Regions from separate parts of the Homo sapiens genome. Here region 2 is linked to region 1. Evidence: chromatin loops called from intact Hi-C (ENCODE). Cell type or tissue: ovary. All regions are shown on one strand. Each heading gives the region's core, and the rest is flanking DNA. Links, peaks and the distances in the headings are about the cores only. Region 1 has its middle 140 kb from the start of CALN1. Region 2 has its middle 50 kb from the start of CALN1.

Evidence for each region. A loop is a pair of places that touch in the nucleus more often than their neighbours do. Peaks named below come from ENCODE experiments on the same cell type or tissue, not always from the same donor. Only the 100,000 strongest peaks of a DNase experiment are listed, where the experiment ranks them.
Region 2: it touches region 1 in a loop (4-fold over the local background); 1 of 110 quality-filtered maps calls a loop at or near these places.

The regions. Positions count from the first base shown.
Region 1 is chr7:72,547,769-72,559,472 of GRCh38, forward strand. No RefSeq gene overlaps it. Among named protein-coding and RNA genes, the nearest start is that of CALN1, 140 kb to the left of the region's middle. In ovary, for the core only: no CTCF peak of the experiment used is centred there; no DNase peak of the experiment used is centred there.
Region 2 is chr7:72,456,719-72,468,422 of GRCh38, forward strand. It overlaps a transcript of CALN1 not described here. Among named protein-coding and RNA genes, the nearest start is that of CALN1, 50 kb to the left of the region's middle. In ovary, for the core only: no CTCF peak of the experiment used is centred there; a DNase peak (open chromatin) is centred at 5,813.

The sequences.
Region 1 (11,704 bases), core at 2,327-10,326:
CCAGCTACTCGGGAGGCTGAGGCAGGAGAATGGCGTGAACCCGGGAGGCAGAGCTTGCAGTGAGCCGAAATAGCGCCACTGCACTCTGGCCTGGGTGAAAGAGCAAGACTCCGTATGTAAAGACCTGGAATCAATAGAAGGGAGATCTTTGATTTTTCCCAATATTGAACCCAGACAAGGGGCTGTAGAGACCAAGGATCTTATTATGTACATGAAGCCTCCCGGTAGCAGGCCTCAGAGAGAATGGATTGTAAATGTTTCTTATCAGACTTAATAAGGTGCCAGAGGCCAGGTGCAGTGGCTTGTGCCTGTAATCCCAGCACTTTGGGAGGAAGAGGCAGGCGGATCATGAGGTCAAGAGATAGAGGCCATCCTGGCCAACATGGTGAAAACTCATCCCTACTAAAAATACAAAACTGAGCTGGGCCTGACGGCACGCACCTGTAGTCCCAGCTACTCAGGAGGCTGAGGCAGGAGAATCGCTTGAACCCAGGAGGCGGAGGTTGCAGTGAGCCAAAATCGCACCACTGCACTCTAGCCTGGCGACAGAGCCAGACTCCATCTCAAAAAAAAAAAAAAAAAAAAAAAAATGGTGCCAGACTCTTAGTTAATTCTCTCCTGGATCAGGGAAAAGACCTGGAAAGGGAAGGGGATTCTGTACAGAATGTAGATTTTCCCCACAAGAGACAGCTTTGCAGGGCCGTTTCAAAATATGTCAAAGAAATATATTTTACGGTAAAATACTTCAATTTCTTTTGGGGGCTGCTATTTGTCATGTGACGCTATACTAGAGTCATGTTGGAATGTGATATCTTACTGCTCCAAAAAGTCTGTTTTGTCAGTCTTAAGATCTGTTTTAATGGTTAATGCAGGTCAGCTGTGTTGGAATTTCAAAGAGCTGAGAGTATAATGAGGTATGCCCACTTCCATCAAGATCTGAACTAGATTTTCAGGTTTACTTTGGAAAGCCTTTTGCCAAGGGCTGGTGGGGGAGGGTGGTCCATCAGTCAGTTGGGGGGCTTAGAATTTTATTTTTGGTTTATACCAGGGATAAGGGAATGGGCAGTTCTGACCTTTCATCCTTTCCAAAGAGGAAATAAAGCCCCTTTTTTCAGCGTGATTTGCAGAAATCCAGGTAGGTCCTCCAGTTGGTGCAGCGTGGGTCCTGCACACATCCAGACCATCACCATCTCCAGGGGCAGCTATAGCAGCTGACCCAAGTCACAGTGATGTGGCCAATCTCAGGGCCACGACGGTTAGGGAGGCTGAGCCCCCCAGCTTCAGTGAGTGAGTGTACCCCACAAAAGGGGATGCCATTGTAGGCGGAACAAAACAAATGCCCCGCACAGCACCCCATCCCTCCCACTATAATTCTGAAGGACATGACTGCCCTCCAAATGAAGAATCCCCACGTGGAATGAGCACAACATCTCCACTACTCTAAGAACAGCCAAAATAGGCAGTGAAGCTCGGCTTTCAGGAAGCGTTGCATTCATTCAGAGTGGGTGTGCTGATGGAGACGGGAGAAAACTCAAAAGGGGGTGGTGGTTATTGTCAAAAACAAAAGGCATTTTAAAAACTCTGGATATGCTCTTTCTACCCCTAGGCCTTAAATGGCCTTTCCTGTCTTCTTCATCTGGGAATCTCCTATGCGTCTGTTAAAACACTGCTCAAGGCCTGGTGCAGTGGCTCACACCTGTAATCCCAGCACTCTGGGAGGCCAAGGTGGGCAGATCACCTGAGGTCAGGAGTTCAAGACCAGCCTGGCCAACATGGTGAAACCCCACCTCTACTAAAATATACAAAAGTTAGCTGGGTGTGGTGGTGGGCACCTGTAATCCCAGCTACTCGGGAGACTGAGGCAGGAGAATCACTTGAGCCTGGAATGTCAAGGTTGCAGTGAGCCAAGATCGCACCACTGCACTCCAGCGTGGGTGATAGAGCAAGACTCCATCTCAAAAAAAAAAAAAAAAAGGCATTGCTCAACCATCGCCTCCTCCGTGAAGCCTGCCTTGGTTCTCCAGGACAAAGTTGGTATCTCACTGCTGCTCCAGATTCCAAGAGTAGTTTGCATTTACTTCACTGGTGTTTGTTTTTTGTTTGTTTGTTTGTTTGAGACAGGGTCTCACTCTGTGAGGCTGGAGTGCAGTGGCACCATCTCAGCTCACTGCAACCTCCACCTCCTGGATTCAAGCAATCCTCATGCCTCAGCCTCCTAAGTAGTTGGGGTTACAGGCACACACCACCACACCCGACTAATTTTTGTATTTTTAGTAGAGATGGAGTTTCGCCATGTTGGCCAGGCTGGTCTCGAACACCTGACTTCAAGTGATCTGCCCATCTCAGCCTCCCACAGTGCTGGGAATACAGGTAGAGCCGCCACGCCTGGCCTCTTCACTGGTTTTTAATCTCTGGCTCATGGGTACTGCCTCTCTCCTGGGTACTTCACTATGTGAAGTTTTTCTTCCAGCACCCCAAGCAGAAACCTAACCCTCAGCAGATGTTCCTGACCGGTTTGGTGGGTGGTTAAACTACACAGCAAGATGTATATTTCCTGTGACAGATGGTGTTCTTTACCACGTGGTTTTCTCCTAATAGAACCCACCTCCCATAATAGAGGCTGTAAATTCCACCAACTTCTGCTCCCAGCCTCCCTTGCAAATGGAGGTTGACAAGGGACTCATTTATGGTGAATAAGACTTAAGAAGTCTCCAAGGGGCTTTTCCCCCTCCTTGATATAAAGAGCACCTCAAAAGAGAGAAACTCTCTTGCCTGTCCTCTTCCTTCCTGTCTCTGAACACAACTGTGAGAGGATGTGATGCCTGGAGCTGCAGCAGTGATCTTGAGATGATGAGGCAACAGCTGTAGTGGCCATCTTGAGACCATGAGGCAACAGCTGTGGTGGCCATCTTGAGACCAGGAGGCAACAGCTGTGGTGGCCATCTTGAGACCATGAGGCAACAGCTGTGGTGGCCATCTTGAGACCATGAGGCAACAGCCTGGAGACAAAAGCCAACATGTTCAAAATGATGCAGTAGAAAGGTTGGAAGTGTGTCTTTGATTATTCATCCTTAGATTCAAGGTGGGTAACATACTTCCGTATTGCTTCAAAGAGAAAATAGAAACCTCTATTGTTTAAAGGCATTTTTAGTTAGTGATTCCATTACTGGAACCAGAGAGCATGCTAACTGACATATGCTTTCTTACTCATGGCAGCAGTTAGAGACTCCACAGTACAAACATCTTTTCCCATCTAGCACCAGTTTAGAAAAAGGAGGGCCAAAAACCACCTCAAAAATTAAAATTATGGCCAGGAGCACTGGCTCATGTCTGTAATCCCAGTACTTTGGGAGGCCGAATCAGGTGGATAACTTCTGATCAGGAGTTCAAGACCAGCCTGGCCAACATGGTGAAACCTTGTCTTTACTAAAAATACAAAAATTAGCCGGGCACAGTGGTGTACGTCTGTAATCCCAGCTACTCAGGAGGTTGAGGTAGAAGAATTGCTTGAACCCAGGAGATGAGAGATTGCAGTGAGCTGAGATCACACCATTGCACTCCAGCCTGGGCAAAAAAGTGAGCTATGATCATGTCTCAAAAAACGTATATATATATATTAAAATTATGGGTCATGTATTATGGCTCATACCTGTAATCCCAATGCTTTTGGAGGTTGAGGCAGGAAGATTGCTTGAGGCTAGGAGTTTGAGACCAGCCTGGGCAACATAAGACCCTATCTCTACCAAAAAATATTTAATAATTAAAAAAATTAAAATTATGAAGGTATTGTCCTTGTTTTGTTTCCAACTATCAATTTATTTGAAGTTAAACACTAAGTGAATAATAATGTTCTGTGGCTTGAGCATAAACTCAAAGATCGGACCTCCTGGTTGGTCACCTGAGTACATGTCTAAGTCACCTATCTATTCAGTCTTTCCCCTCATGTTTTTGTTTTGCTTTGTTTTGTTTTGTTTTTGAGATGGGGTCTCGCTCTGTTGCCCAGGCTGGAGTGCAGTGGCATGATCTCAGCTCACTGCAACCTCCACCTCCCAGGTTCAAGTGATTCTCCTGCCTCAGCCTCCCGAGTAGCTGGGATTAAAGGTGGCTGCCACCATGCCTAGCTAATTTTTGTATTTTTAGTAGAGATGGGGTTTCGCCATGTTGGCCAGGCTGGTCTCGAACTCCTGAGCTCAAGCGATCCGCCCGCCTCGGCCTCCCAAAGTGCTGGGATTACAGGCATGAGCCACACGACCTCCCCTCATGTTTGTGAAGCATCATGTCCCTCCCCAACCATCTGACCCTGAAGATGGCACCATGAATAAGGATGGTGTGCCACAAGGGTAATATTTCACTCAGTAATTTACTCAAAGCCTATGAAATATGCAAATATGCTGAAAAGCTATGTGCTGAGTTGCCTTAGGTGAAACAAAAATCAGGCAAATATGTACTTTAACCATCAAGCCAATGCAATAATCTGAATGTTAACTGCAAATCACAACTCAAAAGTTTGAGTTCAGAAGCTAAGCAGGAGCTGGTCAGGTGGATGGAGGTAGGGATGGGTATTATAGACTGAAACAGTGAGCGGTGGGGAACAGCCAAATGTCCTCAGGCTGATAAGCTATTCCACAGAACTCAGGAGTGAAATGTGTCAGAGCAAGAGGTCGGAGCATGTGGAGCCAGCCGACATGCTGAGGAGTTTGCACTTGCCCATAGGCTTGAAGGAGACATTGGAGGGTTTAGGTGGAAGAGACGTGGTCAAGTACGCATTTTAAAAGCCAGGTGCAGTGGTGCACACCTTTAATACTAGCACTGTGGGAGGCCAAGGCAGGAGGACCGCTTGAGGCAGGACTTCAAGACCAGCCTGGACAACACAGAGAGACCCAATTTCTACAAAAAAATTTGGCTCATGTCTGTAATCCCAGCACTCTGGGAGGCCAAGGTGGGCGGATCATGAGGTCAGGAGTTCGAGACCAGCCTGACCAACATGGTGAACCCTGTTTCTACTAAAAATACAAAAATTAGCCGGGCGTGGTGGCACATGCCTGTAATTCCAGCTACTCGGGAGGCTGAGGCAGGAGAATCGCTTGAACCTGGGAGGTGGAGGTTGCAGTGAGCTGAGATCACCCCACTGCACTCCAGCCTGGGCAACACAGCAAGACTCCATCTCAAAACAAACAAACAAAATATTAGTCAAGCGTGGTGGCATGTGCCTGTAGTCCTTGTTATTCTGGAGGCTGAGGTGGGAGGATCACTTGAGCTCACGAGTTTGAGGCTACAGTGAGCTATGATCATGCTTCTGAACTCCAGACTGGGTGGCAGACCCAGTTTCTTAAAAAACAAAACAAAACAAAAACAACATACACATTTATGCATTCTAGGATCATCACTCTGGAAGCTCTCTGGTGGCTGGACAGAAAAGAGGGAGATGGAATTTGGGTTTAGTCATAGAGTTATAGTTTGTTTTGGGATTTTTTGTTGTTGTGTGTTTGTTTTTTGAAACAGGATCTTGCTCTGTCACCCAGGCTGGAGTGCAGTGACACAATCACAGCTCACTGTAGCCTCAAATTCCTGGGCTCAAGTGATCCTCCCACCTCTGCCTCCTGAGTGTCTAGGACTACAGGCATGTGCCACCATGCCTTGCTAACTTTTTAACTTTTTGTAGAGACAGGGTTTTGCCATGTTGCCCAAGCTGGTCTCAAACTCCTGGCCTCTAGCAATCCTCCTGCCTTGGCCTCCCAAAGTGCTTGGATTACAGGCATGAGCCACTGCGCCTGGCTAAGTTATAGTTCTCACCAGTGTCTGCCATTTAAACCCTGAATCTAAAGCATGTGGGTCATGCACAGTGCCCGACATATAGGAAGGAGGAAGGGCTCAATAAGTAGCCACCGTTATTATTTCTATGATTATGTGTCCACCACCACCATCTGCAGAATGATGGCTAGATAAAACATATCAGCTAGAGGAGTAACTCAGCTAATACTGCAACCTCCACCTCCTGGGTTCAAGTGATTCTCCTGCCTCAGCCTCCTGAGTAGCTGGGATTACAGGCACCTGTCACGATGCCCAGTTAATTTTTTGTATTTTTGTAGAGACAGGGTTTCACCATGTTGGCCAAGTTGGTCTCGAACTCCTGACAAGTAATCCACCCACCTCAGCCTCCCAAAGTACTGGGATTACAGGCGTGAGCCACTGCGCCGCTGGCTGATACTGTTTCTATCAGCAACACCTAACACCACCAACCCCAATGACATGCCACACACACTTGCTGACGACCTGCTATGGCAGCCTTTCAACTGCGCCTTCATGCTCCATGTAGGCCCCTGTCTTTCACCACTCCACATTCTACCTGATTCACTAGGGCCTCACTTTTCACACTGAACCCCAGCTCTCCCCATCCTAACACTGGCAGTCAGAAGCTGGCTGTGTTATAGAGGAAGTGCTGTCTTCTTGTCCCTTGGGTAGGGTCTAGGTCAGAGATAAGTCATAGGATCCCAAGTCCCTAGGAAGAAATGTTTCAGGGGCCATGGGAGCCTTTCACCAGGAATTACCATTCTGTGTGTGGCAAACAAATGGTGAGAGTTCCCAGACCATCCTGTGCCCCTGCAGACATCACAAATCGATCACTGCACTCTTTCCTGCTAAACCAGATGTGCCTGAATGTCCTCCTCAACATGGTGCCCAGGCAATCATTAGTAGCAGGTCTAAGCGAGCACATGCTTTACTAGGGGCCTTAGTCTGTTTATGCTGCCGTAACAGGATACTTGAGACTGAGTGATTTATAATGAACAGAAATTTATTTTCTCGTTCTACAGGCTGAGAAGTCCAAGATCAAGGTGCTGGCATTTTGCCAGGGCCTTCTTGCTGTGTCACCACATCCATGGCTGAAGGTAGAAGGGTCAAGAGAGGGTGAGAAGCTGGGCACGGTGGTTCACGCCTGTAATCCCAGCACTTTGGGAGGCCAAGGTGGGTGGATTACTTGAGCTCAGGAGTTCAAGACCAGCCTGGACAATATGGTGAAACCCTGTCTCCACCAAAAATACAAAAAAAAATTAGCCAGGCATAGTGGCATGCAACTGTAGTCCCAGCTACTCAGGAGGCTGAGGTGGGAGGATTACTTGAGCCCAGGAGGAGGAGGCTGCAGTGAGTCAACGTTGCACCACTGCACTCCAGCCTGGGCAACAGAGTGTGACCCCATCTCAAAAAAAAAAAAAGAGAGAGAGAAGGAGAGAGGGCAAGAGAGAAAGTAAAAGAGAGCTGAACTCACCCTTTTATAACAAACCCACTCTAGCAATAACAACATTAATCCATTCACTGCACCCTCATGGCCTAATTGTCACAGGACAGACTCCAAAATTGGGGTTCATCTTGGAAGGCCACACGGATTTTTGGCTTTGTGCAGGAAGGAATTCAAGAGCAAGCCGACAGAGTGAAGTGAAAGCAAGTTTATTAAGAAAGTAAAGGAAGAAAAGGGTGGCTACTCCATAGGCAGAGCAGCCCTGAGGGCTTCTGGTTGGCTATTTTTATAGTTATTTCTTGATCATATGCTAAACAAGGGGTGGACTATTCATGAGTTTTCCAGGAAAAGAGGCAGGGAATTCCCAGAACTGAGAGTTCCTGTCACTTTCAGACCATATAAGATAACTTTTGGATGCTCCCATGGCATTTGTAAATTGTCATGGCGCTGGTGGGGCTTTCCTTTGGTATGCTAATATATTATAATTAGGGTGTAAAGAGCAGCGAGGATGACCAGAAGTTGCTATCATCACTATCTTGGTTTTGGTTGGCTTTTTTTTTTTTTTTTTCCCGAGACGAGCTCTTGCTTGCTCTGTCGCCCAGGCTGGAGTGTAGTGACGTAACTATAGATCACTGCAGCCTAGACCACCTGGGCTCAAGCAATCCTCCTGCCTCGGCCTCCCAAGTAGCTGGGACTACAGGCACATGCCACCACACCCAGCTATTTTTTTGTATTTTTAATAGAGGTGAGGTCTTGCTATGTTGCCCAGGCTGGGCTTGAACTTCTGAGCTCAAGCAATCCTCCAAGTTTGGCCTCCCAAAGTGCTGGGATTACAGGCATGAGCCACCGTACCTGGTCTTGGCAAGCTTCTTTACTGCACCCTGTTTTATCAGCAGTCTTTGTGATCTGTGTCTTGTGAAACCAGTCCTGGTGAACTCCTATCTCATAATCACGTCTCATTAGGCCCACCTACCAATACTGTTGCATTGGGGATTAACTTCCCATCACATGCTCTTTGGGGGATACTTTTTTTTTTTTTTGAGACGGAGTCTTGCTGTGACATCCAGGCTGGAGTGCAATGGCACAACCTCGGATCACTGCAAACTCTGCCTCCCGTTTTCAAGTGATTCTCCTGCCTCAGCCTCCTGAGTAGCTGGGACTACAGACATGCACCACCAAGCCCAGCTAGTTTTTGTATTTTTAATAGAGACGGGGTTTCACCATGTTGGCCAGGCTGGTCTCGAACTCCTGAGTTCAGGTGATCCGCCTGCCTCGGCCTCCCACAGTGCTTGGATTCCAGGCATGAACTGCCGTGCCCGGCCTAGGGGATACTTTCAAACCATAGCAGGGCTCTTATCTCCTATGCTCATGTTTTTCTGCTCCACTGCTCTGGAGTGAATTAGATTATGCTGACACTCCTGGGCCCTCGTCTCTATCCCCTCCTTAAGGGAGGAAGATGCTTCGTAGTGGTGAGAATGGCGTTTCCTAATCCCCATCTGATATGGTTTGAATATGTGTCTCCACCCAAATCTCATGTTGAAATGTAATCCCTGATGCTGGAGGCAGGTCTTGGTGGGAGGTGATTGGACCATGGGGGTAGTTTCTCATGGTTTAGTACCATCCCCCCTTGGTACTATACAGTAAGTTAGTTCTCATAAGACATGGTTGTTTAAAAGTGTGAGGCACCTCCCCTGTCTCTCTTCCTCCTGCTCCTGCCATGTAAGACGTGCCTCTCCTTTCTCTTCACCTTCTGCCACGATTGTAAGTTTCCCGAGGCCTCCTCAGCCGTGCTTCCTATACAGTCTGCAGAACCAGGAGCCAATTAAACCTCTTCCCTTTAAAAATTACCCAGTCTCAGGTATTTCTTTATAGCAATGTGAGAACAGACTAATACACTACCTGAGCAAGGGTTAATGTGTTGGCAGACAGCCCAAGCCCTCTGATTTACTGAGTCACAGCACAAAGGAACTGCAGGCTCCTCCCTGCAGGTGCGTAGAGGGACCCTCTCTCTTCCATCAGCATGCACACAAATCTTGCAGGGGAAGGGAGGCCCCAGTTGATTGAAAAAACTATTTTGACTTTTCAACAGTCCAAGTTATTTCATCCAACTTCTCCTAAGCCAATAATCAGAGTATAAATTTCTAGTAGTCCTCAGTAAGAGACAATTAATTAGCTACCCAGTTAATTAGCTTCCTCAGTAAGGGGGGAGGCAAAGACATTAACGGAGGCTTCAGTGTCTTTGATAAGTGTTTGCAAGTAGAATAAGCCCAGAGAATTGCAGAACGTTTGCCTGCTGCGATTTTTTTTTCTTTTTTTTTTTTTTCAGACAGAGTCTCGCGCTGTCGCCCAGGCTGGAGTGCAGTGGCGCAATCTCAGCTAGCTGCAAGCTCCGCCTCCCAAGTTCACGCCATTCTCCTGCCTCAGCCTCCCAAGTAGCTGGGACTACGGGGCCTGCCACCATGCCCAGCTAATTTTTTGTATTTTTAGTAGAGACGGGGTTTCACTGTGTTAGCCAGGATGGTCTCGATCTCCTGACCTCGTGATCCGCCCACCTCGGCCACCTAAAGTGCTGGGATTACAGGCATGAGCCACCGCGCCTGGACTGTGATTTTTTTTTTTTTTACAAAGATGCGCTGTCTTTGTTCCCCCAGAAATGTGTTGTTTCCCTGACAGTCAGATGCATCCCTGCCTGCCTTAAACAAACAAAGGTCTGTGATCACTTTCTTTAACATCAAGGCCAGAGTTCCTGAAATCAATGAGAAATTCTAAACATACCAGGATGGCTTCCAAACAGGTGGGCTTTTTGTTCTCCAGAAAATGCAATGAATTTAAAACATTGTACCAAACATCTTCAAAACCTAGTCATGAAAGTAACATGCTTTATTACATTAAATGAAATTAAATCAGTAGAGGACAAATGCACTAAGGAGGCTAATGGCCAACATGATTAGTCACTGCTAACTTGCATGAAATCAATAGTAACCAAGAGGAGTTCCATCAGTTTGCACTGAAACAAAACGTGAGAGAAGAATCCAGCATACTGGAAGAACAACGAAAAAGATGAAATAATCTTTTAGCTGGGAAAAATATGTTGTTTTGAATATTTTGAGTATATTTTAACTTCAACGATAAGCTTAATTCCAATTTCAGGATATTATTTAAGGAAAAGCTTAGAAGTGTACTCCACAAAGAATTAAGAAACACAAGTCCTCATAACTTTTATTATGTTCTTTTGATTAAAATAATACATATTCATTCCTATATGCTCCTTCATATTACAAATGATTTTTACATCATGAAGATGATGCTATTCTGTGCTCTGTATTCTGTTTCAAACTTAGAATTATACTTCATAAACATCTTCTGTGACTAAAACTTCTCCAAAAACTTTCACTGGCAGCTGGCGTTCCACTAAAAGTGTCATCAATGACCCCATCAAAGGATATTTTTCTGTCATCCTCCCAGAATTCACTTCTCATTGGCATCTGGTCCTGTCAATTCGTCTTTTTTTTTTTTTTTTTTTTTTTTGAGATGGAGTCTTGCTCTGTCACCCAGGCTTGGAGTGCAGTGGTGCGATCTCACCTCACTGCAACCTCCGCCTCCCAGGCTTAAGCGATTCTCCTTCCTCAGCCTCCCAAGTAGCTGGGACTACAGGTGTGTGCCACCACCTCCAGCTAATTTTTTGTATCTTAGCAGAGACAAGGTTTCACCATGTTAGCTAGGCCAGGCTCAAACTCCTGGCCTCAAGTGATCTGCCTGCCTCAGCCTCTCAATGTGCTGGGATAACAGATATGAGCCACCGTGCCTGGCTGATTAGTCTTTTCTTGATCCACTCTTCCCACTGGATTTCTGTGACTCCATGGCCTGGTGTCCCTCCTAAAACTGTCTTTGCAAAAAATTATAACAGTAAGGAAATTACGACAGTGAAAGATTGGGTCTCACCAATCCCCATCTTGCCTTCAACATCCAAACTGCCTTTAATCATATCTGGGCTTGGGCCAAGCAAACTTTGGGAGACATTTAGTTTATAGTTTAAATGATAATATCCCTTCTCCAAAACTCAACCGCCTTCGTAAAGCTAATGAGAGACCGCCAGGCGAGGAGGATGAGAAGAGCCTGAATTCTGCTGAGATGTAGACTAAACGATTACCAGCCATTATTCCAGAGGTCACAAGATTTGCAACCCCCCAATAACTCCTACAGATTACGTCACTATTACAGAAACTAAGATTGGCCTTTTGAGATAAGGTTTCAGGTTTGTGCATTTCTGACAACCAACGGCTCCACTTGGACCCGCCAAACTCCCTCTGGCCCCACCCAGAAGTGAACTCGGCAGACAAGGACCATTTTTCACACCCCTATGATTGCATCCCCAACCAGTTAGCAGCACCCCTACCCTAGCCCCCTGCCCACCAAATTATCATTACCTCTGAATTCTCAGGGAGATCAAGTTGAGTAATAATAAAACTC
Region 2 (11,704 bases), core at 2,087-10,086, 91 kb before region 1:
ACTTGTAGTCCCAGCTACTTGGGAGGCTGAGGCAGGAGGAGCACCTGAGGCCAGGAAGTTGAGATTGCAGTGAGTCATGACTGTTCCACTGTACTCCAGCCTAGGAGACTGGAGTGAGACCCTGTCTAAAAAAATAAACATAAATAAAAATATAAAAGATCCCTCAACCATACGGCATATCTAAGGGATCTGTCTTAGAGCCCAAGTAGGTAATGAGGGAAACTTGAACAAGGGTATACAATTGATGCATAATTGGTTCAGTCTTTTTTTTCTTTTTCTTTCTTTCTTTTTTTTTTTTTTTTTTTTTGAGACAGAGTTTCCTTCTTGTTGCTCAGGCTGGAGTGCAGTGATGCAATCTCAGCTCACTGCAACCTCCACCTCCCGGGTTCAAGCGATTCTCTTGTCTCAGCCTCCTGAGTAGCTGGGATTACAGGCATGTGCCACTATGCCCAGCTGATTTTTTGCATTTTTAGTAGAGATGTGGTTTCACCATATTAGCCAGTCTGGTCTCGAACTCCTGACCTCAGGTGATCTGCAGCTTAGTCTTTTTAACATGCAAAACATTTGTTTCTCATAGTGTTTGGAATAAAAATCAAACTCCACAATCTGCCTTAAATGCCCTTTCATAAGTTGCTGGCACCAAATGACCATTCACCACCTTCATCTCCTTCCAGCTCCCACTGAAAGTACATGGTCTCCAGCTACATGAAACCACTTGCAACTCCCAGAAGAGGTCAGCTGTACACACCTTGGGGCCTTAGTGAGTGCTGTTCCTCCAGCCTGGAATGCCCTTCCTTGCTGCCCTAGTGAACTCCTACATATCCATCAAGGCCCTACTCAGATGTCACATTCACTGGGAAACCTTATCCCGAGTATCACCTTTCCCTCTTCCTCCTCCTTCTCCCAGAGAGAGAGAGGTACCTATTTCCCTGAAACAGTCACCACACTGCATAGCTATTCATCCCTCCACAGGACTGTCCCCCACTCTTTAAAGGTGGTGTCCCTCCATAAGTGGCAAGTGGCCCTTACCTTCTTATTCTTTTTTTTTTTTTTTTGAGACAGGGTCTCACTCTGTCACCCAGGCTGCAGTGCAGAGGTGCAATCATAGCTCACTGCAGCCTCGACCTCTCAGGCTCAAGTGATCCTCCCACCTCAGCCTCCTGAGTAGCTGAGACTACAGGCATGCACCACCACGTCTCGATACTTTTTGTATTTTTTGTAGAGATAGGGTTTTGTCATGTTGCCCGGGCTGGTCTCAAATTCCTGGGCTCAAGCCATCTTCCCCACCTTGGCTTCCCAAAATCCAGGGGTTACAGGCATGAGTCACTGCACCCAGCCACCTTCCTATTCTTAGTGCCTGGTACAGAGTGGCCTCACAACAAATTCTGGTTAAAATGAAAATTGGTTTTATAAATATATATATATTTAATATATTTATATATATATTTTATTTTATGTATTATATTTAATATATTATAATATATAATATATTTTATAATATATTATATAATATATTCTATATTATATAATATATTTTATAATATATTCTATATTATATAATATATTTTATAATATATTCTATATTATATAATATATTTTATAATATATTCTATATTATATAATATATTTTATAATATATTCTATATTATATAATATATTTTATAATATATTCTATATTATATAATATATTTTATAATATATTCTATATTATATAATATATTTTATAATATATTCTATATTATATAATATATTTTATAATATATTCTATATTATATAATATATTTTATAATATATTCTATATTATATAATATATTTTATAATATATTCTATATTATATAATATATTTTATAATATATTCTATATTATATAATATATTTTATAATATATTCTATATTATATAATATATTTTATAATATATTCTATATTATATAATATATTTTATAATATATTCTATATTATATAATATATTTTATAATATATTCTATATTATATAATATATTTTATAATATATTCTATATTATATAATATATTTTATAATATATTCTATATTATATAATATATTTTATATAACATTATATAATACATAATATATTGTATTTAATATACAATATAATATTTAATATATTATATATAATATATTTTTATATATTCATATATATATTTGTTTGTTTTGGTTTTTTTGGGGTTTTTTGTTTGTTTGTTTTTGTTTTGAGACAGAGTCTTACTCTGTCGCCCAGTGTGGAGTGCAGTGGCACAACCTCAGCTCACTGCAACCTCCCGTTTCCTGGGTTCAAGTGATTCTCCTGCCTCAGCCTCCTGAGTAGCTGCAATTACAGGCATGTGCCACCACTCCTGGCTAAATTTTGTATGAGACGGGGTTTCACCATGTTGGCCAGGCTGGTCTCAAACTCTCGACCTCAGGTAATCCACCTGCCTCAGCCTCCCAAAGTGCTGGGATTACAGGCATGAACCACCGCGCCTGGTCGTATATTTCTATATTAACATGCGAAGTGAGCTTAGCTCCCTGATGTAAAATGCGCGATTTTTCAACCTCACACCTGTGAAATTCTAACAAAATGTCAACAACCTGTAGCCACTAATGGCCTGTAATCAAGGGACAGTCTGTCCAATAAGTAAATAGTTGTCTTATTTGTTAGAGTAATACACAAGTTATGATTTATTAATTTTTCTCATTTTCCTGACATTGCCAAAATTTTCTAGAGTTGTTTCACTGCATATCTGCCTGCAGAGGCAAGCTAAGCTGGGCATGGTGGTGCAGGCCTTATAGTCCTAGCTACTCAGGAGGCTGAGGCAGGAGGATCCCTTCAGCCCAGGAAGTGGAGGCTGCAGTGAGCTATGATGGTGCCACTGCACTCCAGCCTGGGCAACAGGGTGAAACCCTGTCTCAAAAAAAAAAAAAAAAAAAAGGCTAGACCAACCTAAATGTGGAAATAAAATGCCTCAGATGCAACTAGCCCTCCACTCTTGCTCAAGAGTTGCTGCATCAAAGGAAATGTATATTTTCCAATTTAAAGAAAAGGCAACCCAACACGACACAGCTTCCATGTGTATGGAATACAGGCGTGCAAGATACTAAGCCACCAGCTTCCGATAGCACCAAAGTCCAGTCTCCAACCTACAGCCTTCTCTCATTTTATGAGTCCATTTTGCATTGCTGTTAATATAAAGGCATACTTGGGGCTGGGTAATTTATAAAGAAAGGGGGTTTATTTGGTTCATGGTTCTGCAGGCTGTATAAGAAGCATGGAGCCAACGTCTGCATCTGGGAAAGCTTCAGAAAGCTTCCAATCATGGTGGAAGGAAAAGGGGAGCCAGCATCACATGGCAAGAGAGGGAGGCCCTTTAAACCAGACCCTTTAAACAACCACATCTTACATGAACTAATAGAGTGAAATCTCACTCATTACCACGGAGATGGCACCAAGCCATCCATGAGGGATCTGCCCCCATGACCCACATACCTCCCACCAGGCCCCACCTCCAACACTGGGGATCACATTTCAGCATGAGATTCAGAGGGGACAAACATCCAAACGATGTCACTTATGAAGGTGGAAAGACATCCACTTTATTCTACAGGTGGTAAAATGGAGATGAAAATGAAGTCCTTGGCCGGGTGTGGTGGCTCATGCCTGTAATCCCAGCACTTTGGGAGGCTGAGGTGGGTGGATAACCTGAGGTCAGGAGTTCGAGACCAGCCTGGCCAACCTGATGAAACCCCGTCTCTACTGAAAATACAAAAATTAGCCGGGCGTGGTGGCAGGTGCCTGTAGTCCCAGCTACTCAGGAGGCTGAGGCACAAGAATCACTTGAACCCTGGAGGTGGAGGTTGCAGTGAGCCAAGATCACATGACTGCACTCCAGCCTGGGCAGCAGATTGAGACTCAGTCTCAAAAAAAAGAAAATGAAAAAGAAAGAAAATGAAGTCCTTATTGCCACATGAGATTTCTGTGAACGCATGGGATACATTGTATACATCTCGAGTGAAGTCTCCCCTTGAGTACCAGGTCTAATTTCCTGTTGCTCAGCCCTTGTGTCCCATTCTCTGACCTACTGTGGTCAGCTCTGTGGCCACATGTACTCAGTGGATGTGGCTTTGGGAGGTGCCCCCTATAGAGGTTTTGCTTCCCCCCACGGCAGGACAGACAGCTTTTCCTTCTTGAATCACCCTGAGTCTGGGTTCAGCTCCATGGCTCTGAAATTCAAGGTTTCGAAGGATTTGCAAATAGCAGAAACAGCATGTTCCAACCATCCCTGATTCACTTCTCTCTCTCCAGCTTCCCCTCTCCTTCCTCCTTCCTTCTCTCCATCCCATTCCCTAGGCTGTGAGGAGGCACACCTATGCCATAGAATGCCTCATGAGGGGGCATGACAGATTCAAAGCATGAACCGGACCCACGAAGGGTACAAAAGTCAAAAAGTAACACATCGGTGAGACTGTGAGGAAAAGGGAACAATTATACACTGTTGGTGGAAGTGCAAATTAGTTCAGACCCTGTGGAAAACAGCATGGAGATTTCTCAAAGAACTGAAACAGAACTACCACCAAACCCAATCCCATTGCTGGCTGTCTACCCTGGAAAATAAATTGTTCTACTAAAAAGACACCTGCACTTATATGTTCATTGCAACACTATGCACCATAGCAAAGACATGGAATCAACCCAGTTGCCCATCAGTGGTGAATTGGATAAAGAAAATGTGGTATAAATACACCATGGAATACTACACAGCCATAAAGAAGAATGAAATCATGTCCTTTGCAGCCACATGGATGCAGCTGGAGGCCATTATCCCAAGCAAATTAACGCAGAAACAAACAACCAAAAACAGCATGTTCTCACTTATAAGTAGAAGTTAAACAGTGGGTACACGTGGACACAAAGATGTGAATAATGGACCCTGGGGACTAAAGAGGGGAGCAGTTTGCTACTCTAACAACAAACCTGTACTTGTATCCCTGGATCTAAAGTTAAAATTCATATGGGTTGGGCGTGGTGGCTCAAGCCTGTAATCCCAGCATTTTGGGAGGCCGAGGTGGGTGGATCACCTGAAGCCAGGAGTTTGAGACCAGCCTGGCCAACATGGCAAAACCCCGTTTCTACTAAAAATACAAAAATTAGCCCAGCATGGTTGCGCACGCCTGTAATCCCAGCTACTAGGGAGGCGGAGGCAGGAGAATTGCTTGAGCCCGGGAGGTGGAGGTTGCACTGAGCCAAGATTGCGCCACCGCACTCCAGCCTGGGTGACAGAGACAGACTTCGTCTCAAAAAGAAAGAAAGAAAAAAAAAAAAGGACATCACTTTGCGCTTTGGAGTTTCTTAGGACTTTAGGAGTTGTATGCCAGGAAACAGGTCAAAGACCAACTATATGTTTCACTACATCACACCTTCACTGTGGTCCCTTTATTTAATTTATGTATGTATGTATGTATGTATGTATTTATTTATTTATTTATTTGAGACAGAGTCTCACTCTGTCACCTAGGCTGGAGTGCAATAATGCAACTGTAGCTCACTGGAGCCTCAAACTCCTAGGCTGCTCAAGCAATACCTCCTGCTTTGGCCTCCTGAATAGCTGGGACTACAGGTGTGCACACCATGCCCAGCTTATTTCTCTATCTTTTTTAAAGCCAGCATCTCACCATGTTGCCCAGGCTGGTCTCAAATTCCTGGGCTCCCACAGTCTTCCCACCTCAGCCTCCCAAACTGCTAGAATCACAGGCATGAGCCACCGCAACCAGCTTGTCCCTGTATCTTTAGTCAAGGCTGGTGTGCGGTGCCTGCTGGGAATGACTGATGAGGTCGAGCAGTAAGGAGAAAATCCCACAATACTGTCGAGGAGGTCGCAGTCCAAATGGGCTGGGGGGACAATGACAAAGGAGTGCAGCTCACAGCGGGACTGGACAGCAGGGAGGAGCTTGCCCCACGCAGGTTCACCTGCCAGGTGGGAGATTCAGGGGCAGATGTGAGATGCACTCCCTTTTTCCCCAGAATTCTAGAGAACAGTGTCTGTGGAAGAGGAGAGATTTACACATGGGTTACACCCCTGGGTTCAACCGTGATTGTGCCACTGCCTGCCCGAACTTGCCGGGCACATACTTTCCTCTAGCCAGACCACACCACCTCCACCAGAAAGTCTTCTTCCCCTCTCTCAACTGCCCAGATTCTACCATCCACGTAGTTCTGCTCAAGTCCCACATCTTCCATCAATGAACATTACTATAGCAACAATCATGCGTACTGTTCAGCACCTGGTACATGCACTAGGTGAGGTGCATTTAATTCTCACCTCCATGCTGTGGGGTTAGCTACTATAATCTCCATTTTTCAGGTGTGGACACTGAGGCTCACAGAGCCAGAATGCTTTGCATTTTTATTTATTTATTTATTTATTTAGTGAGACAGGGTCTTGCTCTGTTGCCCAGGCTGGGGTGCATTGGCACGATCTTGGCTCACTGCAACCTCCGCCTCCCGGGTTCAAGTGATTCTCCTGCCTCATCCTCCCCAGTAGCTGGGATTACAGGCACCCACTACCACACCTGGCTAATTTCTGTATTTTTAGTAGAGATGAGGTTCCACCAGGTACTTTTAGTACAGATGGGGTTTCACCAGGCTGGTCTCAAACTCCTGACCTCAAGTGATCTGCCCGCCTCGGCCTCCCAAAGTGTTGGGATTATAAGCATCAACCACCACACATGGCCTGGTTTGCATTTTGAATATCTGCATTTTTCTGGGAGTTCAGGAAGCACCATCCACACAGAATACAGTGGTACTCCCCCCAACATTGGAGTTTTGCAATGTGGAGATCTGCCTACTTTATTTTATTTTATTTTTTTGAGTCAGTGTCTCACTCTGTCTCCCAGATTGGAGTGCAGCAGTGCAATCACAGCCCACTGCAACTTCAAACTTCTGAGCTCAAGCAACCCTCCCACCTTAGCCTCCCATGTGGCTGGGACCACAGGCAAGCATCACTACCGCTGGCAAATTTTTAATTTTTTTTGTATAGATGGGGTCTTGCTCTGTTGCCCAGTCTGGTCTCAAAATCCTGGTCTCAAGCAATCCTCCCACCTCAGCCTCCCAAAGTGTGGAGATTACAGGCGTGAGCCACTTTTCCTGGCCTGGCCTGGCTACTTAAAGGAATGGGTTTCTTAGAAGCAGGAGGATCACTTGAAGCCAGGAGTTCAAGATCAGCCTAAACAACAAAGTGAGAGAAGGAAGGAAGGAAGGAAGGAAGGAAGGGAAGGAGGGAGGGAGGGAGGGAGGGAGGGGAAGAAAGAGAGAGACAGAGAAAGAAGGAAAAGAAAGAAAGAAGAAAGAGAAAGAAAGAAAGAAGAAAGAAAAAGAAAGAAAGAAAGAAAGAGAGAGAAGAAAGAAAGGAGGGAGGGAGAGAGAGAGAAAGAAAGAGAGAGACATTTTAATTAACTGAGTATGGTGGCATGCACCTGTAGCCCCAGCTACTCAGGAGGCTGAGGCAGGAGGATTGCTCAAGCACAGGAGTTCAAGGCTGCAGTGAGCTATGACAGTGCCACTGCACTCCAGCCTGGGTAACAAAGCAAAACCCTGCCTCTTAAAAAGAAGAGAAAAGGGTTTCTCCCTTCATGTGGAACTAGACCGTGCTATCTCTGAGTATCAATACTGACCTGACTTCAAAACCTGTGTTAATCTTTTCTTCGATGCCTCTGGATAATAGAAATTCATATTCCAATGGTGACCAAATGTCCATATTAGCCACCTGCATCCCAAGGGAACCCACTGCTAGCTCCTCCCTTCATGCCAATCCCACACATTCCTCTTCTCCCTGTTCCGTGTGGTCAAGGTCCCACCAAGCCCTGCAGTTAACCCTTTCTTAGAGTTGCTAAGCCCACCTAAGATCATACATTGAACCTGCAAGAGCAAAGCCCACTGCAGACTCTAAAATTAACAGTTGCCCCAAGTAACAGTGACTGGAGCAGCTCCAGCTTTGGGAAGTTAGCAAGGTTAGAGCAATATTCCCAACCACAGGAGGAACTGGCACTGATAAGTTGGCTAATGGGTCTCACTTAGATCCTTCCTTTTTAGTCCTGGGGACAGATGCCATCCATAGCAAAGATGTGGAAACCAGAAACCACCAGTGCCCTTTGTCCCAGAATGGGACCCGACCCAACCTAAGAATCTCCCAGACAGAAATCAGAGGCAGTGCCACCTATGTCAACCCTCATGGCATTCCAAGAACCTCCATGTCCTCTTGATGTCTCCAACTGTACTCAGGCACAGCCTCAGGGTCCCAGAGGAACACCCACTGGTATGCTCAGTCCAGCTCAGACTTCAGAGTCCAGGCCACCAAGCCCAAAAGTCCTGGACACAGCACAGGACGATATCTCAGATGCCTCTCTCTGCTCTCTCCAGAACTTGAGAAAGAGGAAAGAATTCAGAGGTCAGGGTACAGGTGGACACACTCCTGGATAACTTTACTTGCTCTTCATGGCTCTGGGCAGACATCACCTCATCCGAGAAGTCTTCCTTCATGCCCAAGGTTAGCTCCCTGTGATCTCAAAGCATCATGCACCTCCCATACATATTTATCACTTCAGATGGTAAATTCCAGTGCTCTGTCTGCTCCCAAATGCATGCTATGTTGTGTGCTTTTGAGCTTCTGGGCTCTGTCTTCCTTGCCCCTATAGTAGGCTCTAGCAGTGACCTGCATCTGCCAATATCCTGGATACCCTCAACTCCAAACTGGGGCTTTAAGACGTGGCCTGTGTGTGTTTGTATCAGGGCTAACATCTTTTCCACTCAAACCCACCCCTGACTGCTGCAGCCAGGAGAAATGAGCAGTGGAAATTGACCATGGAGCTCTCCAAGGCCAGACCAATAGGAGAGGGTTTTATAATGTCACAGTCAAAATTGGGAAAGAGACAAGACACTCTTCCATCATAATAAAGTACTAACATTATGCTAGCAGGAAGACATGAATCATATACATGGATCATTGAGGTCTGCGGGTAGGAGATTAACACTTGCAGTATAAAATGCTGGCTTTGTTGTTAAAACAGTTTGGAATGATCAAAGAGAAACAGAAAGGAAAATCAAGCTGCCACTCAGAGCGCGGAATCCCCACCCTTCTCTCTTCAGCCTTCCAGGCTCCAGGTCTCCCCTGACTCTGTGTGACAGTGAAATGAATGGGGACACCGATACGGAAGAGGGTGTGGGACACCCCCACCACGAGACAATCCTGGGCTTGGGAAAGGAGAAAAGCAAATCAGAGTAGAACAAAGATGAGAAACAGGATCCAAGGGGGAGATCTGGCCAGCCAAGAGACTATATGCTTCTGCTGGTGGATACCCTAAAGCTTTGCACAGAGAAGCCCATGCTTGGAAGGATGCAAGGGTTTGAGCTGTTTAGGTGGAGGTCACAGTGCCCACTCCACCTCCATTGCCCATTCCAGCTCTGTATAGTTTAGATTCTATCACAGGGACCTGAACAGGAGAACAGACCCAACAGACTTTTCTTGAGATGTGTGGTGTGTGTGTGTGTGTGTACACACACACAGGTGTGAACAGAAAATTACCTGGCAAAGAGAAGGAACTGGTTCTGCCTTCCCGGGTCACTAGCAGGCACCCAAGACAACTGTGGCAGTAAGTAGACCCCTGGAGAAAGACCCCCAGCCACAGTCTAGTGTGTCAGGGGAACCAAGAGATCATAAGGTATTTACAACATAGAGTAGAAAATGTTATGTAGGGTCGCCAGGTGCAGTGGCTCACACCTGTAATCCCAGCACTTTGGGAGGCTGAGGAGGGCTAATCACCTATGGTCAGGAGTTTGAGACCAGCCTGGCCAACATGGCGAAACCCCGTCTCTATTAAAAATACAAAAAGTAGCCGGAGTGGTGGTGGGCACTTGTAATCCCAGCTACTCGGGAGGCTGAGGCAGGAGAATTGCTTGAATCCAGGAGGCGGAGTTTGCAGTGAGCCAAGATCGCGCCACTGCACACCAGCCTGGGCAACAGAGTGAGACTCGGGAAAGAAAGAAAGAGAGAAAGAGAAAAGGAAGGAAAGAAGGGAAGGAAGGGAAAGAAGGAAAGGAAGAAAGGAAGAAAGAAAAAGAAAGAAAGAGAGAGAAAGAAAAGAAAGAAAGAAAGAGAAAGAAAAAGAAAGAAGGAAAGAAAGAAAAGAAAAAGAAAGAGAAAGAAAGAAAGAAAATGATATGTAGGAAGTGAAGGATGTTTTGAGGGCAGAGGAAGGTCACTTAGGGCATAGGAAGGCTTCCTGGAGGAGGTGATGTCAGTGTTGGGCTCTGAGGATCAAAGAGAAGTTAATCAGAAGCCTGTTCCTGGACTAACATCCTCCATTACCCCCAGAGAACAGTGGCAGGCCCTGCAGCAGGTCTAAGATACAAGGAGAGCAGCACTGGGTCACGCACACCTCAGATGTGTCTGAGACAGCCTATGACCAATATGAGTCCCGAGAGCTCTCAGGCCCTCTCATTTACCTGCGTTCCTGGGCAGTTCCAAGCCCTTTCCCTGGAGCTGCCAAAGAGGTCCCCAATCCTGCTGGTGGGGCTGAGAAGGCGGTTTGCAATGTCCACACGGCAGGGGGGTGCCATGCCAGAGCAGCCCTGGCCCGTCCTTGGAGCCCACTGAAGGCCTGCCAGACCCCAGCTAGGCTGTCAGCTCGGGCTGTAAGAGGAATGAGTGTTGCGAGCTCCCTGGAGCTCGGCCAGGACTCCTGGGCCAGCCAGCCAGGTGGAGGAGGAGCCGGAGAGAGCCTTATAAAACCTCCAAGACAGCTGGCTGGTGGCGGTCTCTAGGTCCATGGCAGAGCCCCACCCAGATTGGTGGGGGTCCACCTCCCTCACTCTAGCCCTCTGGAATGCTCTGGTTAACTTTGACTTGCTACTTCAATCAGAGCTGGCCGTCCATAGCCCCGACCCAACCCCCGCCCCAGCAACACACCCTAAGTAGAGTCCTCTGCTACACAACTATTGTCTTGCTTGGATCTTTTTAAAAAATATATTTTTATGAAGCTAAAATTCACATGATGAAATTGACCATCTTAAAGTGAATAACTTAGTGCATTTAGTACATCCACCTCTACCTGGTTGCAAAACATTGCATCGCCACAAAAGGAAACCCTTGACCCATCAGGCAGTTACTTCCCGTTCCCCTCTACCCCTAGCTCCAACAACCACCAATTTGTATTATATCTCTCTGGATTTACCTATATTCTGGATATCTCTTTGGATTTACCTATATTCTGGGTAGTTCTTGTAAATGGAATCATATAGTATGTTTTGTGCATAGCTTCTTTCACCTAGCATGTTTTCAAGGTCCATCCATGTTGTTGCATGTATAAGTACTTCATTCCTTTTTATGATCCCATAATAGTCCATTGCATGTAAACACCACAATTTGTTTATCCAGTCTTCCATTGTTGGACATTTGGGTTACGTCTACCTTTTAGCCATTGTGAATAGTACTGCTACAAATGTTTCTGTACATGTATTTATTTGAGTACTTGTTTTCAGTTCTTTGGGGCATATTCCTAAGAGGGGAATTGCTAGATCATATGGTAATTCTGTGTTCAACTGCTTTTTTTTGTTTTGTTTTGTTTTTCAGACAGAGTCTCACTCTGTCACACAGGCTGGAGTGCAGAGGTGTGATCTTGGCTCACTGCAACCTCCACCTCCTGGACTCAAGCAATCCT